Linked DNA regions of Homo sapiens: region 1 is linked to region 2. A link is a loop called in an ENCODE intact Hi-C map of the cell type or tissue named here. Cell type or tissue: A673. All regions are shown on one strand. Links, peaks and the distances in the headings refer to the core of each region. The heading gives the core; the rest is flanking DNA. Region 1 overlaps KATNB1 (katanin regulatory subunit B1). Region 2 has its middle 47 kb from the start of KIFC3.

Region 1 (8,835 bases), core at 836-8,835, 110 kb after region 2:
TTGAGTACCACCTACACAGAGAGCCCACTGTTCCTGAGCAAAGGGAACCTTGCCACTGTGCATGTGTGGCTCATGGCTGCTGCCCTGCCGCCAACATAGAGCATGAACCAAGGAGAGGCCCAGAAGAATCTTGAAGTCTCAGCCAGGCCAGAGGGGCTCTCTTCTGGAAAAAGCAGCCTCGGCAAAATCCACGTTGCTGCTTCCTCTCCAGGGCTTCAGGTAGGTGGCCTCCTGCCTGGCACGCGGGATGATCCAACAAGGGCTATCAAAAAGCATCAGGCAGGCCAGGCATGGTGGCTTATTCCTGTAATCCCAGCACTTTGGGAGGCTGAAGTGGGCGGATCACCTGAGGTCAGGAGTTCAAGACCAGCCTGGCCAACATGGAGAAACCCCGTCTCTACTAAAAATACAAAAATTAGCGGGACATGGTGGTCCGTGCCTGTAGTCTCAGCTACTCAGGAGGCTGAGGCAGGAGAATCGCTTAAACCTGGGAGACAGAGGTTGCAGTGAGCTGAGATTACACCACTGCACTCCAGCCTGGGTGACAGAGTGACACTGTCTCAAAAAAAGAAAAGAAAAGAAAAGCATCAGGCAAACGGGTCTTATTTGGACCTCACAGTGCTGGCCTGCATGGTGTTCTAAAACAAATGTTGAATGAGCTGTCAACATTTTTAAATGGGTGGATTCCACATGAATTTCCAGATTTCCAGCCTCTCTTGAAAAATCCGTAGAGCTGGCACCACCTGCTAAGGCACCAAGGCACATGAATTTCCAGATTTCCAGCCTCTCTTGAAAAATCCGTAGAGCTGGCACCACCTGCTAAGGCACCAAGGCACATGAATTTCCAGATTTCCAGCCTCTCTTGAAAAATCCGTAGAGCTGGCACCACCTGCTAAGGCACCGAGGCACAGCACAGGAGCAGTGGGCGAGACTCTCCGCTCAGCCCAGAACTGAGGGCATGAGTTTCCAGACCACAACCGCATGAAACCAGTGACGACCTAGCACAGGGTGGAAGCAGACCCACCCCAAGGCTCACCACACCAGAACACTGGGACAAAGACCCTAAAAGCCTGCAGAGACAGAGAGAGAGAGGAAAGAAAAGAGAGAGAGAGAGGAAGGAAGAGACAGAACATGGAATGAAGCCAGTCCCCTGTGAAGGATCTGGGATCAGAACAACACCGGCCCCTCCCAATAGCAACCTAGAACCTAAAAGGCAGAAAAGCTGCACCTTCCAAATTCTGAGGGCGATATTTTATTGCCAACATAGAACTCTATACTCAAACTCATAAAACAAACACAAAAGCAAATGATGGGGGTAGCAGAAAGTCATTTTCAGCCATGGAAGTTCTCCAAAACTATGCCTTCCCAGCACATTTTCTCAGAAAGCTACAAAAGAATGTGCTCCATCAAAAAGAGGGAGAAAACCAAGAAAGGTTGCGGCGTGGGACCAGGAACAACAGATGGAGAGAATTCCCCAGAGAAGAGACACAGAGGCCCAGGATGACAGCTGGGCTGCAGGTCACTAGGACCAGAGGAGAGGCTCTGAGAAAAGGCGCCTGGATTATGGGATGGGTTTCAAAGAAACAGGAGGAGCTTTACTCTTCTGGCAGAGAATTTGGGGATGAATGAGTAATATGGACATAGAAAACACACAGATTAAAAAAAAAAAGGAACTATTATTAACTCCAGGGAAACCAAGTTATTAAAAAGAAATAGTCAGTGGTAAATGACACTTATGCGTCCTTACATTATAAACACCACCTATTGAAATGGTGCTACTGGGAGGGTGGGAGGAGAAACACGAGCCATGGGGCTGGGAGTGGTGCCATGAGAGAGCTAAATTCTCATCCTTTACAGTAGGAAGAGAATAACTAATGTGTTAACTTTTTTTTTTTTTTTTGAGATGGAGTTTCGCTCTTGTTGCCCAGGCTATAGTGCAATGGTGCGATCTTGGCTCACCACAACCCCCACCTCCCGGGTTCAGGTGATTCTCCTGCCTCAGCCTCCCAAGTAGCTGGGATTACAGACATGTGCCACCACACCCGGCTAATTTTGTATTTTTAGTAGAGATGGGGTTTCTCCACGTTGGTCAGGCTGGTCTCGAACTCCCAACCTCAGGATGGGGTTTCTCCACGTTGGTCAGGCTGGTCTCGAACTCCCAACCTCAGGTGATCCGCCTGCCTTGGCCTCCCAAAGTGCTGGGATTATAGGCGTGAGCCACTGCGCCTGGCCACGGTGTTTTTTAAATAAGAAAAGAAAGAAACTGTGGTATGACCATGTGGTCTAGAAAGGTGGAGGCGATCAGCAAAGCACAGACGAAAGCACAGAAAGTTTAGGCTCATGGAGAATGGGAAGGAGTGGGGCAGAAGTTTCCTCTTTCCATTGAAATTAATTGTAGAAATACTGGTATTTGAGGTTTTAAATTTTAGGCTATGTACAACTTCTATACAGATGAAAACTAAATTAAAACAGAGCACAAGGAAACAGATCTGGCCATTCCAGGCTGCCTCTAATGGCACCAGGGAGCCAAGGCAGAGTGGGGACCACCTGGAGTCAGGGTACAAGCTCCCCGGTTCTTCATGGCTGTCCCACGCAGCCACCTCACTCATTCATGTGACCTGCAGGGCCCCTGGCGGCATGTGACATCCCTCTAGGTTCTAAACACACACACACACACACACACACACGTGCCCGCAGACACACACATCCAAACACACATACATCCAAACACACACACACACACACCCGCACATCCCCCCACCCACACGAGGCAGCAGTGCATGTCAATGCCAGGCTAATGGGGGTGGAGTGGGTGCCACACTGCCGGGTTAGTGCTCCAGGAGCAAAGCAGCCAACGTAGTCCAGGCAGGCTTCCTGGAGGAAGCAGTACAACTGCAGAGCCTGAAGACTAAGGCAGGTGTGCGTGCACAGGAGGCAAGCTCGGAGGCCTACTTTTGGCAGCTTCCAGGTCCCAGACACGGATGGAGCCCGACTGAGAGCCGGCCACGATGAGCTCCTCGGGGGTGTTGAGGCGGACGCTCTCCACTGGGGATGTGTGGCCCGTCAGGCTCTGTGGAGAGAGAGCAGCAGCTTCCGTGCACTGCTGGACAGACCCCTGCAGTTGCGCCCTGAATTCCAAGTCCCCCGGAAAGGCTTCAGCAAGAAATGGCTAAGGCAGGAGGGGGAGCCCCATGGGGGCCACAGCCTAGCCCTCCTGCAGGCCCTTTCTGAGCACCTACTCCTCTCGGCCTCAGCTCCCAGGGCTAAGAGTGGCCAAACCCCAATCATCCCCCCACCACCTCCCTCTTCCCTGCTGTGCTTCTGACATGGGCGTCACCTGCAGAAATGGCCCTGGGCCCCTTGGAGGGGAGCGACTGGACAAGATAAAGGGATGCTGTCCCTTCAGCCCTAAGTTAAGCAACCCTGCCCCCGCTCTGTTCCCATCTTCACTCTGCCCCAGGCAAGCCCCTCAGCGAGGTAAGCCACAGCGGAACCAAGGCCTGCCTAGTCCTGGGCACACATCTCGCCCCTCTAGAACCCCTGGCTCTCCCTGACTGCCCATCCCCGTGGAAAGGAGAGGGCTGTGGCGGTTGGAGGAGGGTGGAAGACTTTTCACTGTGGATCCTCTATCTTTTGGATGTTGAACAGAATAAGTGTATCCCATACTCAAAAATAAAAATAAATCCAAGTGGACGGCCTGCAGGGGGACAGCGTGCACAGAAACCCCAAGGGGAGAGAGACCCCGGCAGGCTGGAGGCACTGCGAGGCCTGGGAGGCTGGTGTGTGTGAGCCAGGGCAGGGGCCCGGGGTGAGGCCGGCTGGGGCCTGACAGCTGCACCTGGCGTTCTAAAACAAGCCTGCAGGCCAGGCCCCAGACGGTTGGCCCCGTTTCTCTGGGGGTCGTGGCATGTCCTATTTTTGGTCAGTCATTGGTGATGCTTTTTCAACTTGTGTATGCTACTACTTTGGCATTTCATGGGGGTAGAAAACACATTTGAATCCTAGAAACAAAGTAAAACAAAACAATTCAATTCATCATTACTGACCCCTGGCACCCTTGCTGAGGCTGGGGTGGATCTCAGTTCTCCCCCTGGATCTCAGAAAAACACTGAGGTGATTAAGTTTCTACTAAGAAATTCATCCTTTGCCATATTCTTTTTCTTTTTCTTTTGAGATGGAATCTTGCTCTATCACCCAGCCTGGAGTGCAGTGGCACCATCTCGGCTTACTGCAACCTCCGTCTCCCAGGTTCAAGCGATTCTCCTGCCTCAGCCTCCTGAGTAGCTGGGACTACAGGTGCCTGCCACCACGCCCGGCTAATTTTTGTGTTTTTAGTAGAGACAGGATTTCACCATGTTGGCCAGGGCGGTCTCAAACTCCTGACTTCAGGTGATCCACCCGCCTCAGCTTCCCAAAGTGCTGGGATTACAGGCGTGAGCCACTGTGCCCGGCCTATTCCTCTTCATCTTTATTTCACCAAGAGTCACAACAATGATACTCCCTGGTTGGCAAGGGATGGGGGTTGGGGCAGGGAGGAAAGGGCAGGTTCCGATGCTGCTGGTGAGAATGTAAAATGATTTCTGGGGGGCAATTTGGCAATCTGTTTTGAAAGCTTTAACAAAAGCACACACCCTTGGATTGAATGCAGTGATCACGGATCTGCTCAAGGATCTAGGTGGCTGAGGATGTTCACCACAGGGTGCTTTAGCAGAGCCAAAAAAAGCCGGAAACAACCTCTCTGCTGATAACAGGGTGTGGCTAAGCTAATTACGGCTCATCCCTACAATGGAACACCATTAAGCCATTCAAAATTATGTTGTAAAAGAATACTTGTTGACACAGGCAAATCCTTACAACATTGTTATTTTTAAAAACCAGGCTGCACAAGAGTGGCAGTGTATTTTTATTTATGTGTGTGTGCTTGTATGAGTATTTGTGTGTATACATGTGTACATGCATGTACAAGTGTGCACTTACGTGCATGTACACGTATATGTATCTGTCTCAGCATCTAGAAGGACTCACACCAAAACACCAACTGTGGTGGCCTTTGGATAACGGAACTATATGTAGTTAATTTTGTGTTTTCTCCTTTATGCACTCCTATTTGGAAAACAGTTTCCAGCATTGAACATATAGCTGCATAAATAGTGGGGAGATGCTATTTAAGAACTAGCTCCCTAACCAGCTCCAGCCAGGTCCCCTCAAATCCTCATTGGGGAATGAAGGCTGGGAATGAATTAAAATAAACGCCCACATGTTGCTGCCAGGCAGGCAGATGGGCAGGTGGGAGGGGAGGGGTACAAGTCTTTTGGCTCAACCACAGGCCCAGGGCTTATTTTAATCTTCTCACGCAGCCTGCCTGGAGTTCTTAATAGTACCACAGGCAGGTGACTCCCTCGCTCCTGAGGGCTGGCCACTGTCCCAGCCATGCTGGGCTGTCCTGGGCCTCACTGAGCAGACAGCTGGGGGAAGCACTGATGGTGTCCCCACCACGCCCCCTCCACCCCTGAGCTGGGCCCCAGCGGATAGGGGGCCCTGGGCTCAAGAGAGTCTGAGAAGCTGCTCACTCTTCAGCCTCCAACCCCTGTCCCCGTCCCCTCCCCAGGCCCTTGTCCTGACCCCCCGCCAGCTGTCGGGGCTCACCATGATGCAGTTGGGCTTGTTGATGGACCACAGGTTGACGCGGCAGTCATCCCCGCCTGTAGCCAGCAGCCGCCCGGAGGCTTTGCCCAGCACCAGTGAGGACACGTTGCTGGCATGCGCGACGATCTCTTCTACACAGGGAAGGAGAGGGAGAGGCCATCAGGGCGGCCCGATGGGGCCTTGTGAAGGAGGGGTGACCCTGCTCGGCTACCCGCTTTGGAACCTGAAGCCCAGTGGAAGGATCTGCCTCCTTCAGCTCCCCCTTTGGTGTCCACCATGAGCTGCAGGACCAGCAGACAGGGCAGGGCATGGGCCTGAGACGGAAATCACTGTTTCTCAACTTTCATCATGCCTGTCTTTCCTACCTTTAGACTTCACGATTTTCTTCCTGTTTCTGCATATCACCTGGTAATATTGACTAGTTATACGCAATTTTTAAAATTGACTTGCTATTTTTATTAGCTTGGGCTTAAGCAATGTCCATGAAATTACAAGTTTGATATACTCATGATACTCTTTCTATGATACAAAAAGAAAAACAATTATTGAAATAAAAAAAATTGACCCATGCACTGCCTACACACCTCTCAGCTGCTGCTTGTGTGTACATACAAACCCTGCTTTGGAGAACACACTTTAAGAACAACCGAAGTCACCTCTAGACAAGCTGCCCCCAGGTAAGCCTGCACAGGGCTTCGGCTCAGATTCACAATCACGGATCAGGTTCTGGTCTGAGGTCTGTGATCTGCTATTGCGTGGCCTTGGCTACTAGGTCACTTGTCCTCTGAGGGCCTGGCTCCTCGTCTGGAAAGTGGGGATGCCCGTGGTGTCTGCTCACACCTGATGCTGAGGACTCCCTCAGAGCGCGCCTACGTGCTGCTTAGTAGCAGGCGAGGGCTCCGTGACATTGGGCAGGCTCGGGGCTAGTCACCATGAGAGAGTGGGCATGGGGGCCTGGGCGGGCACCAGAGGGTGGGCTTCATGAGGAGGGGGCAGGAGGCAACAGACTGAGCAGCTGGGGTGGGGGTGAGGGCTGACCACACAGAGGAGGAGCCTGTGCAGACAGCCCAAGGCCCTGGCCTGGTCCGTGGAGATGGCAGACAGGAGCCTCGGAGGACTCCGCAGGGAGCAAAGCACAGGCAGGGAACCAAGAGGCGGCCCGGGCCTCAGAACCCATCCCTGCATGAGCTCCTCCTGGAAAGAAGGGAGAAAAAAGACAGTTCTCCCCACACAGGCCAGGGGAAAACCCCAAGGTGCTGACGCCCCGAGGCACCCGGAAGGCCAGCGTGGGTGACGCCAAGGAAAAGGGTGTTGGAGCCACGGCGCTCCACAGAGGCCCCTCCTGCACCCCAGCTCCGACTCCACCCTGCCTGGGTGTCTCTGCTGCGGGCTTCAGACCACAAGGAGGTTGGGAAACTGGGCCCAGGGAAGCTGCTTGCCAGAAACCTGGGCTCCAAGGGGCCACCAGGAATACCCAGGGGACAAGTCGCAGGCTGAATCTCACTGATGACACCCTGCCTCCTGGGCCGGTCGGGGCAGAGCCAGCACAGGCAGCAGCGCCAGCAAGGGCGAGGGTTCCCTGTGGGCCCAAACCTGGGCCAGGGCGCTGGGAGTTCGCCATGGGGATCCCAGGGAGCTGGGCCCCACTTTAGTCCCGTCTCGATGAGAGCCTTCTGTCCTCTGGACACTGTCGGGACAGAAACCTGAGGAATTCCAGCCACAGACGTGTCTGTTCAAGGTTTCCACCTGACCCAGAAAGAGGGCAAAGCACCTTCTCCCTGGCATTCCGTGCCCGAGCCTGGTGTCCTCTCCGTGGAGGCACTGCTCGCTCCCCCTGGCCTACCTGGAGGGCTCTGTCTGTCCCCTGGCCCTCACTCCTCCCAGGGAAAGTGTCTGGCTGGGCCCCACCTCACTGGGCCTCAGGACTGCTGCCCCTGGAGTCAGGGGCATTCATTCATAATATCAGTATTTCCTGGGTGCCTGTTCTAGGCCTTGCACGAAATATGCCCCAGTATAATCAGATGGTGGTGGGGGCGGGACACTGAGCTGGCAAAACCGCAGACTTTGGAGTGAGAAAGATTTAGAAGTTGGGCCCTTCTGGAGGAGCCCACATCACTCCCCTCTAAGCAGCCTGACCAGGGACTGACTGGAGCCCACAGAGGGAGGGCAGAGGGGCAGGGACACAGCACAGGCACCTGCAAAGGAGGCACGGGGCACCACCCCAAGAGCTCCTCCTTCATCCTGGCTTGTTGGACAGCAACCAACAGCCCAGGCCGAATACTTGATTTTCATACCAAAAATAAAAAATAAAAATCCTCAGTGTCTACTGGCAGGCCAAGCTCTGGGAGTACAACCTGGGCCCCACATCCAGCCAAAGCTGGGGAACATGGTGCGGCGTGGCCAGAGGGGCTGAGGATCAGCATCCCAAATGCAAGATACAAAGTACTAGGTTTCAACGACCTCATGTGGGCCACGCACCTCTGATCCTCACCAGACCCTGGAGCCACAAGGAGCCAGAGGTCACGTGGCCCTGGGCTCTTCAGAGTTGATTCCCACGGACACCACCGTGCACATGAAATCAGCAGCAGCAGCAGATGCCCAATACGCCTGATCTCATTACCTCCTGCTCGCACACACTGATGGCTTGGCCTTGCCTTTATGATAAAGCACGGCAGCCTCAGGAGGGCTGGGGTCCTGAGAACTCAGTAGGTCCGTGCGGCCCCACATTCCTCCTGCTGCTGTGCCACTGCCCATGGCCTCCCTTGAGTCCTTCCAATACACTGAGCCTCCTGCCTCAGGGCCTTTGCACTTGCTGTTCATGCAGCCTGCAGCATTCCCACCCCACCCCTACCCCTACCCCCCAGCTAACTGATTCAAAGCACAGGCACCAGCTTGCAACTAGAGGAGACACAGAGGGATACGGTTATCCAGTTCCTGCCTGTTGCTCTCCCCAGGCTCTGAGCTCCCGCTGTACAGAGACCTTGACTACTTTGTCCCCCAGTGGCTCCCCAGTGCCTAGCTCTGGGGAAAGGCCAGCTGTCGAAGGGATGAATACGTAATCCCAATAATTACAAAGCCACTCTGACCAAAGTGTGCCTTCCTTGGGGAACCATAACAGGGTTCTCCCAGAGCCCTAGAGTTTTGGGGAACAACATGAAAATGGCCCAAACCTCTCACTTTACAAACAAG
Region 2 (8,840 bases), core at 594-8,593:
TTGTGCCATTGCACTCCAACCAGGGTGACAGAGCGAGACTTTGTCTCAAAAATAAATAAATAAGCAAAATTAAAAACTAAAATTAAAATTAAAAAATTCTTTTAGTTGGTGTATTTAGACTATTTACACTTAATGTGATTATTAATATGCTCGAATTTGGGTTCACCAATGAATTGTTTTCTGTTTGTTCCCTCTATGTTTTGTTTCTGTTTGCCCTTTCTTATCCTCTCTTAGATAATTTGAATACTATTTTATTTTATTTTATTTTATTTTATTTTGAGATGGAGTCTTGTTCTGTCACCCAGGCTGGAGTGCAGTGGCACAGTCTCAGCTCACTGCAACCTCTGCCTCTTGGGTTCAAGTGATTCTCCTGCCCCAGCCGTCCAGGTAGCTGGGACTACAGGCATGTACCACCATGCCCAGCTAATATTTGTATTTTTAGTAGTGACAGGGTTTCACCATGTTGGCCAGGCTGGTCTCAAAATCCTGACCTCAGGTGATCCGCCCACCTCATCTTCCCAAAGTGCTGGGATTACAGGAGTGAGCCACCGCGCCCGGGCAGATTATTTGAATACTTTTAGTATACCATTTTAATTTATCTATTGGGTTTTGATTATATTTCTTATTTTAAAATTGTTTTAACATTTTTTCCTTGTCTTCAGGATTTTCTAGGTATATATTTCTTTCTATAGTGCTTCTGTACAAAGAAATATACTATAGCATACTAATTTTAGTTCTGTACAAAAAAATTTCTATGTCTTCTATACAAAAAAGAAATTCTACAAGGAAAGTTTTAAAATTGCTCTAGGAATTACAATATACATATTTAGCTTTTGACAGTCTACTTAGAATTGCTATTCGATCCCTTTAAGTGGAATATAGAATCTTTTCGCTAGATAGGTTCCTTTAGTCTCCCCTAGTTTGGCTCACGGCTCACGGGAGCTTACAGAACAATTTTTACTCCTAATCTAAATGTGCTTTGAACTAAACCTCTTGAAGTCAAATATTAATGTATAGGACTTCTAGTTGAAGACGGAATATTTGCATTCATTTCCATCCCTTCCTGAACCCAAATGAAATGATTGTAAAGGATTTAAAAAGTAAAAATCCATAAGGATAAAGATAATAGAAGAGGAAAAACAGTAGACGAAAGGTGTTAAGGAATCTGGATTTTGGAACACCTGGCCCAGAGGTGAGAGCTGAGGAAGCACCGCACCCGAAACCCAGGGATGATGTGAAACTCACTCAGAACACTGAGACCTCTGGCCTCCTGCCTTCTCTTAGGTCTCAGAATATTGGCAGCCAGGGTTACAGCTGATGATGAGGCAGGAGGTGGGGTGATTCACTTCTGGGGAAACAAATCAGCTCTGGAGAAAGGAACTAATAAAACTGACAATGAGGACCCTCCAATGAGTGCTCCAAGGCCCGGGTCCATCACCCTGCAGCAAAGTCCTCCAGTCACAAGCTCCACCCCCACATACAGGTCCGACTGACTGTTAGTGTCTCATCTTAAATATGAACAGAAAGCCAAGGATAATCTCACAGTTTGTCTCTAACATAAAAGTGAGACCAAAATAAAATAAGCAGGAAAAAAGAGACAAAGAAAATAGACAATCTAGGGAAAGAAAGAAAGGAAGAAATAAAAAAGAAAGAATGAGCTGGGTGTGGTGGCTCACACTTGTAATCCCAGAATTTTGGGAGGCCGAGGAGAGAGGATCACTTGTGGTCAGGGGTTTGAGACCAGCCTGGCCAACATGGAGAAACCCCATCTCTACTAAAAATACAAAAAAATTAGCCAGTGTGGTGGTACATGCCTGTAATCCCAGCTACTCAGGAGGCTGAGGCAGGAGAATCGCGTGAACCTGGGAGGCAGAGGTTGCAGTGAGCCAAGATTGCACCATTGCACTCCAGCCCAGGCGACAGTGCGAGACTACCATCTCGAAAACAACAACAACAACAAAAATTAGCCGGGTGTGGTGGTGCAGGCCTGTAATCCCAGCTACTCAGGAGGCTGAGGCAGGAGAATCACTTGAACCTGGAAGGCGGAGGTTGCAGTGAGTCGGGATTGTGCCACTGCACTCCAGCCTTGGCAACAGAGCGAGACTCTGCCTCAAAAAAAAAAAAAAGAATGAACGAACGAATATTATAATAGTTCCAGAGACAAGAGGCAATTACACTCTTGAAATGCTATTGAATAAATGAATATTCAAAACCAAGACAATCTCCAGATATTACCAGGGATAAGGAAAAATAAAATAAAATAAACACAAGAAAAATCTATGTGTTTTTAATATGAGGGGAAAAATCAGTAAGTGGATTGGAAGATGAAGTTGAGGAAATTTTCCAGGAACTAGAACAAACAGAGAGAGATGAAAAATAATAGGCCATGCATGGTGGCTCACACTGGTCATCCTAACACTTTGGAAGGCCAAGGCAGGAGGATCACTTGAGACCAGGAGTTTGAGACCAGCCTGGGCAACATAATGAGACCCCCGTCTCTACAAAACATTAAAAAAACATTAGCCGGGTGTGGTGACACACTCCTGTAATCCTGGCTACTCAGGAGGCTGAGGTGGGAGGATGCCTGGAGCCTAGGAGCTTGAGGCTGCAGTGAGCGGTGATCACACAACTACACTCCAGTCTGGGCAACAAAGCAAGATCGTGTCAAGAAAAGGAAGGAAGGAAAGGAGGGAGGGAGGGAAGGAAGGAAGGAAGGAAGGAAGGAAGGAAGGAAGGAAGGAAGGAAGGAGGGAGGGAAGGAAAGAAGTTGAAATCAAATCAGCAATTTCAAAGAATTCCAGAGAGAACAAAGAAAGGGCAGAGAATATCAATGAAATAACACAGGAAAACTTCCCACAGCTGAAGCACTGGAAGGGCCTGCGGAGAACTCCGTACAATGTATGAAAAAGACCCATTTTTGTGGCTGGGCACAGCGGCTCACTCCTGTAATACTAGCACTTTGGGAGGCCGAGGCGGGTGGGTCACCTGAGGTCGGGAGTTCGAGACCAGCCTGGCCAACATGGCAAGACCCCATCTGTACTAAAAATACAAAAATTAGCCGGGCATGGTGGCAGGCGCCTGTAATCCCAGCTATTTGGGAGGCTGAGGCAGGAGAATCGCTTGAACCTGGTGGATGGAGGTTTTAGTGAGCTGAGATAGGGCCACTTCATTCCAGCCTGGGCAAAAGAGTGAGTGAGACTCCATCTCAAAAAAAAAAAAAAAAAAAAAAAACCCTTTTTAAAATTTATTTTTATTTATTATTATTATTATTGTATTATATTATTTTGTTTGTGTGTGACAGGGTCTCACTCTCTCCCCCAGGCTGGAGTCCAGTGGCTCAATCATGGCTCACTGCAGCCTCAAATTCCTGGGCTCAAGCAATCCTCCTGTCTCAGCCTCCTGAATAGCTGGGACTACAGGTGCATGCCACCATGCCCGGCTAATTTTTCAATTTTTTGTAGAGACAGGGTCTCGCTATGTTGCCCAGGCTGGTGGTCTGGAACTTCTGGGCTCAAGCAATTCTCCCGCCTCAGTCTCTCAAGGTGTTAAGATTATAGGCATGAGCCACCACACCTGGCTTTTATTATTACTATTTATTTTTTAGAGAAAGGGTCTTGCTCTGTCACCCAGGCTGAAGTGTAATGGCACGATTATAGCTCACTACAGCCTCAAACTCCTGGCCTCAAGTGATTCCCCTACTTTTCGAGGCTGATTCCCCTCAAGCCTCCCAAATTACTAGGATTACAGGTGGAAGCCTCTGCACCCGGCCCATTAACTATTTTTTGTTGTTGTTGAGATGGAGTTTTGCTCTTGTTGCCCAGGCTGGAGTGCAGTGGCATGATCTCGGCTCACTGCAACCTCCACATTCCAGGTGCAAGTGATTCTCCTGCCTCAGCCTCCCAAGTAGCTGGGATTACAGGCACACACCACCACACCCGGCTAATTTTTGTATTTTTAGTAGAGATGGGGTTTTATCATGCTGGCCAGGCTGGTCTTGAACTCCAGACCTCAGATGATCTGCCTGCCTCGGCCTCCCAAAGTGCTGGAATTACAGGCATCAGCCACCACACCTGGCCCCATTAACTATTTTCTAAACACCTCTACCCCTATCTTCTAGAGGCAGTGAGTTTACGTTCTCCTTCCCTTCATAAGACAAAGGGCACCAACTCTGTAGTTTAAAAGACTATATTGACTTTCAGATTTTTAGAGAAGTGCCACTATGAACCCACAGAGCACTTAATAAGGGTTTTAAAATAATTAAATCAGTAATAACAAAGTAAAGGCCGTCACAGATACACACACACAGCAGTTTGTCTCAATCGATCTGATGTGTGTTAAGTTTGCATTGTCATTATCTACAAGGTAATTTATCTCCATTAAACTGGTCTGTAGGGGATACATTGATGAATGAAATCTGGGTTTCATTGCTTTGTTTATTTACAACGTACCCTTTCTACTGAGATCACCAATTATCAAGAAACTGTGATGGTAGTTGCCTTAAATTGGTTAACTGGGTTTCTGTCCCCAAAAAGGCTTAAATTTAGACGAGTAGAGCCACAGATATAAACCTCTAAAGCTTATTACTAACTCCTCTGTTAATCTCTGTACTGTCTGATCACTCAGCTACTATTGTTCTCTGCTTATGGAAAAGCACAGAAAAAGTGTGGTACTTACCATGACATCTACAGGAAGAACAGTTTTAGGATTCTAGGATTAGTGTTTAAGTGGAACCGGGGAAGAGAGAAGAAATTAAATCATCATAGAAATGTTCTCATAAAGCTTAATTTTATGTGAATATTTTTCACCTTGAAAACAAAGTTTAAGGTCACAGTTGCCAGAGAATCTAAATTCCTTATTTTTATGTATTTATTTAGAGAAAACCTCTAGTTTTTTGTTATGGCTGCCTGAAGGTGGCACATGCATTAAGTCCTAAGACATGCTAAATCTTTTTGTTAAAAACCCTGTGTAGCCATTCTTAGGGCTTCCTTTTAGCAAGAGAGACATTTTAGCAGTCTGCACACAGAATCGGAGATTAGCTTCATATGGGCGTCTTTTAATTTTAATTTTTTGAGACAGGTCTTATTCTGTCTATCAGGCTGGAGTGGCAGTGGCTCAGTCACAGCTCACTGCAGCCTCAAATTCATGGGCTCAAGGGATCCTCTGGATTCAGCCTTCCCAATAGCTAGGACTACAGGCATGCACCACAACGCCCAGCTAATTTTTAGAATTTTTTGTAGAGATGGGATCTGGCTATGCTGTGCAGGCTGGTCTGGAACTCCTGACCTCAAGCAATCCTCCTGCCTCGGCCTCCCAAAGTTCTGGGATGAGCCACCACACGGGGCCTCCATGCTGGCATCTCAATGCTGGTCCTGAATTTCGGCTTTCTGTGTGGTCCTTCTTAAGCCAGTTAAACCACTCTCTGTTTGCTTGATCATAAAAACAAATGAATGTTCATCTGAACAAAACGAGCTTATAGCTTTAATAGAATCTCCAAAATGTATGGCAACTTCAAGGCATTAGACAGAAAATAACAACAATAAAACTTTGGCTTCTTTACAAAGTATTTAAAAGTATTTAAAAATTGTTTTGCAAATAACTCTTCTGGCATCCAGGCCAAGCATGGTGGCCCACGCCTGTAATGCCAGTACTTTAGAAGGCTGCGGCAGGTGGATCACTTGAGGTCAGGATTTCAAGACACACCTGGCCAACATGGTGAAACCCCATCTCTATCAAAAATACAAAAATTAGCCAGATGTGGTGGGGTGCGCCTGTGTCCCCAGCTACTTGGGAGGCTGAGGCACAAGAATTGCTTGAATCTCGGAGGCAGAGGTTGCAGCGAGCTGAGATTGTGCCACTGCATTCCAGCCTGGGCAACAGAGTGAGACTCGGTCTCACACACACACACACACACACACACACACACACACACACACACAAATTCATCTGGCATCTGGACTTAATCTAAAAATATATTCTTGAACAATAAGGCCAAAGGGAAAGAAAAGTCTCAATGTTCTCTTACGCATTTATATCATCTGCAAATCTCTTTCAGGACTCCCCTCCCCTGCTTATAACAGAAAATTGGGCAGCCCTGTGTGTTTGTGTCAATTCCACAAATTGACAGAATCAATTTGTGGAATCTCTAATCTTTTTCTATCCATGGAACACTCCTAACACCAAATGTGTGTTGTTTCTTCCCCACACCAATAAATTCTCTGTGACACCAGCTGCATGTCCTACAATTTTTTCAAAATTACTTTTTATTGTTTATAGACACAGGATTTTTACTGTGTTGCCCAGGCTGGTCTCGAACTCCTGGGCTCAAGCAAGCCTTCCACCTCAGCCTCCCAAAGTGCTGGGATTACAGGTGTGAGCCACCTCTCCCTCCCTCCCTCCCTCCCCGCCCTCTCTCCCTCCCTCCCTTCCCTTCCTTCCTTCCTTCCTTCCTTCCTTCCTTCCTTCCTTCCTTCCTTCCTTCCTTCCTTCCTTCCTTCCTTCCTTCCCTCCTTCCTTCACAGATTCATTGCTCTGTCACCTCAGGCTGGAATGCAGTGGTGCCATCTGGCTCACTGTAACCCCCGCCTCCCGTGTTCAAGAGATTCTCATGCCTCAGCCCCCAGAGTAGCTGAGATTACAGGTGTTCGCCAGCACACGTGGCTAATTTTTGCATTTTTAGTAGAGATGGGGTTTCACCTTGTTGGCTAGGCTGGTCTCGAAATCCTGGCCTCAAGTGGTCTGCCCACCTTGGCCTCCTGAAGTGTTGGGATTACAGGCTTGGGCCACTGCACCAGGCCTAAATATATTTCTTATGCCACAGAATCACAAAGGAAAACACACTTCTTTTTATAGGTCATTTCTTTGTTTTGCTCATAAAGACTTATCCCAGGTCACAGTCAAGCTCATGAAATTCATATAAGTAGAAGGTTTCTCAAAACCCAATACGTGAGTGTTTGTTTGGGAAAGAAATTGTACCTATCAGAATGAAACGAAAGTGGATCGGTTGTACAGCCTTGAACCAGCTGCAGGGGTGACACTTCTAATCTGCTTTTCTCATTCTCGTTAACAACCAGATGGAGTGGGGGAGAAAGGAGGGAGGATGGGCTGTCTGCGAGCAGCTTCCTTAAAGGGTTTGACATGAGAATTTGCACCTGCTGGGCTGAACAGCGCCTTCCAGGCATCTCCGCCCAGGTGGCTGGGTTTCCCAGCAGAACATCGCATTCCAGTGTCTGCCGCAAGCCCTCTTCTGTTAGGTCACCCTCCACCATCCGCCTTCTTCAGCCATCAGGATTCTCATTTAGAAAGACTGCAAAGCCCTGTGTCCAGGTTGGAGGCAGCCGGGAGGCCACAGGTAGGGAAAAGATGTGTATCTCATGGCTTTGTCTGCTTCTCCCGGCCTGGCTTTAGGTCTGGAACCAGGAGCCCCATAGTGCTCTCTGGGCAGCAAAGGACCCAGGGGTGTGGTCCTCTACTGCCCAGCCCCACCCAGGGAGAGGGGTGGAGTTCTCCCTCCACCAGGCCATCACCAGCCCCTGGAGGTCCAGCCTCTTCCTGCTCTGGTGGGGAGGGAGTGGGCACAGGCTTATAAGTGTCTTGGCATGAAAGGGTTGGGTCTCCAGGCCCCTCACCTTGTCTACTCTTCCCTCATCTCATCTCCTGAGGGGCAGGGAAGTCAAATGCATTTCCTCTGTTCTCTTTCTCAGCTTTGTTTTGACAAAAACCCCACAGCTCTGGGGCAGCCCCTTCCTTTCACAAATCTTAAAGAACCCTCTGTAAGTTTAAACTCTACCAGTGCCCAGGAGACACTGGCAAACAATGTAGAAAAAGATCTTCACCTCTCAGAGGTGACTCTCCCTCACAGAGGAAAACAGGGAATAAATAACAGGCACAAAAATACATCAACATTTTGTCTGTTGGAAGGTGTTAAGTGCGAAGACTAAAAAACAAAAACCAATCAACCAATCCAACAGCAGAGTAAGGGGTGCAAAGAGCTTGGGGCAGAGGTGGAAGATGAGGAGTGAGTTGTGATTTTAACTAAGGAGATCAGGGAGAGTCTCCTTGAGGAACACCTGCCTGAGCAGGTGTGGAGGGAGGGAGAGAGCCCTGTGGATATTTGGGGAAAGAATGTCCGAGGTGGAAGAACCCACGCAAAGGCCCTGAGGCTGTCTGGCAGATTTTAGGAGCAGAGCAAAGGTGTTGGGAGGGATAGGAGGTTTGGAGCAGAGAGGGCTTGAGGGCCACTGCAGAACCTTGGTTTTCACTTGAAGCGATATGGGGGCCACAGACGGCTTTGAGCAGATGAGTGACGTGATTGGCTTCAGTTTTAACAAGATCAGTCAGGCCGCTGAGTTGCGAGGTGATTGCAGCTGGTCAAGGACTATCGCAAGAGTCCAGGGAGGGATGGTGGGGGCACTGGCAGTGGTGAGAAGTGGACAGATTCTGGATAATATTTGAAGGTAGAGCCGGCAGGAGTTGTAACATGAAGGCTGCACCTGCAGGGTTTGCACGGAGTCACTGAAAGGATGCAGTTGCTATTAGCTGGGATGAGAAGGCTGAAGGAGAAACCAGATTTGTGGGGAATGAAAATCAAAGTTCCAGCGTGGACATCTTGAATGCCCACTTGGATATCAGGAGCCTAGGTCACTTAATTTTTGTCTCCCTGCTATAAAAATTCTAATTCTTCTCAAGACCATATGGGCTGCAGAGGAGACGCACTGGCTAAAGAACCCAAAGGGTAACATTTCAAGAACCTTGCTGGTGACCTGGGTCAGTTCCTGGAAGCTGAAGATCCTGTCCTCTAAGCCTTTTAATTGCTGAACTAATGACTGAATGCCTGCCTTGTT

The links. Peaks named below come from ENCODE experiments on the same cell type or tissue, not always from the same donor. Only the 100,000 strongest peaks of a DNase experiment are listed, where the experiment ranks them.
Region 1: it touches region 2 in a loop (3.0-fold over the local background); 4 of 110 quality-filtered maps call a loop at or near these places.

What each region holds. Positions count from the first base shown.
Region 1 is chr16:57,738,629-57,747,463 of GRCh38, reverse strand. It overlaps KATNB1 (katanin regulatory subunit B1), which reads right to left. Exons shown (of 20, transcript NM_005886.3): 3 at 5,647-5,777; 4 at 2,953-3,070. Among named protein-coding and RNA genes, the nearest start is that of KATNB1, 7.3 kb to the right of the region's middle. RefSeq lists an enhancer at 3,275-3,775. In A673, for the core only: no CTCF peak of the experiment used is centred there; a DNase peak (open chromatin) is centred at 4,673; H3K27ac peaks cover 3,953 bases.
Region 2 is chr16:57,844,857-57,853,696 of GRCh38, reverse strand. It overlaps a transcript of KIFC3 not described here. Among named protein-coding and RNA genes, the nearest start is that of KIFC3, 47 kb to the right of the region's middle. RefSeq lists enhancers at 6,169-7,050, 7,051-7,934. In A673, for the core only: CTCF peaks have their summits at 4,702 and 4,906 (motif pointing right); DNase peaks (open chromatin) are centred at 2,726, 4,626, 6,546, 7,086 and 3 weaker places; H3K4me3 peaks cover 1,997 bases; H3K27ac peaks cover 7,870 bases.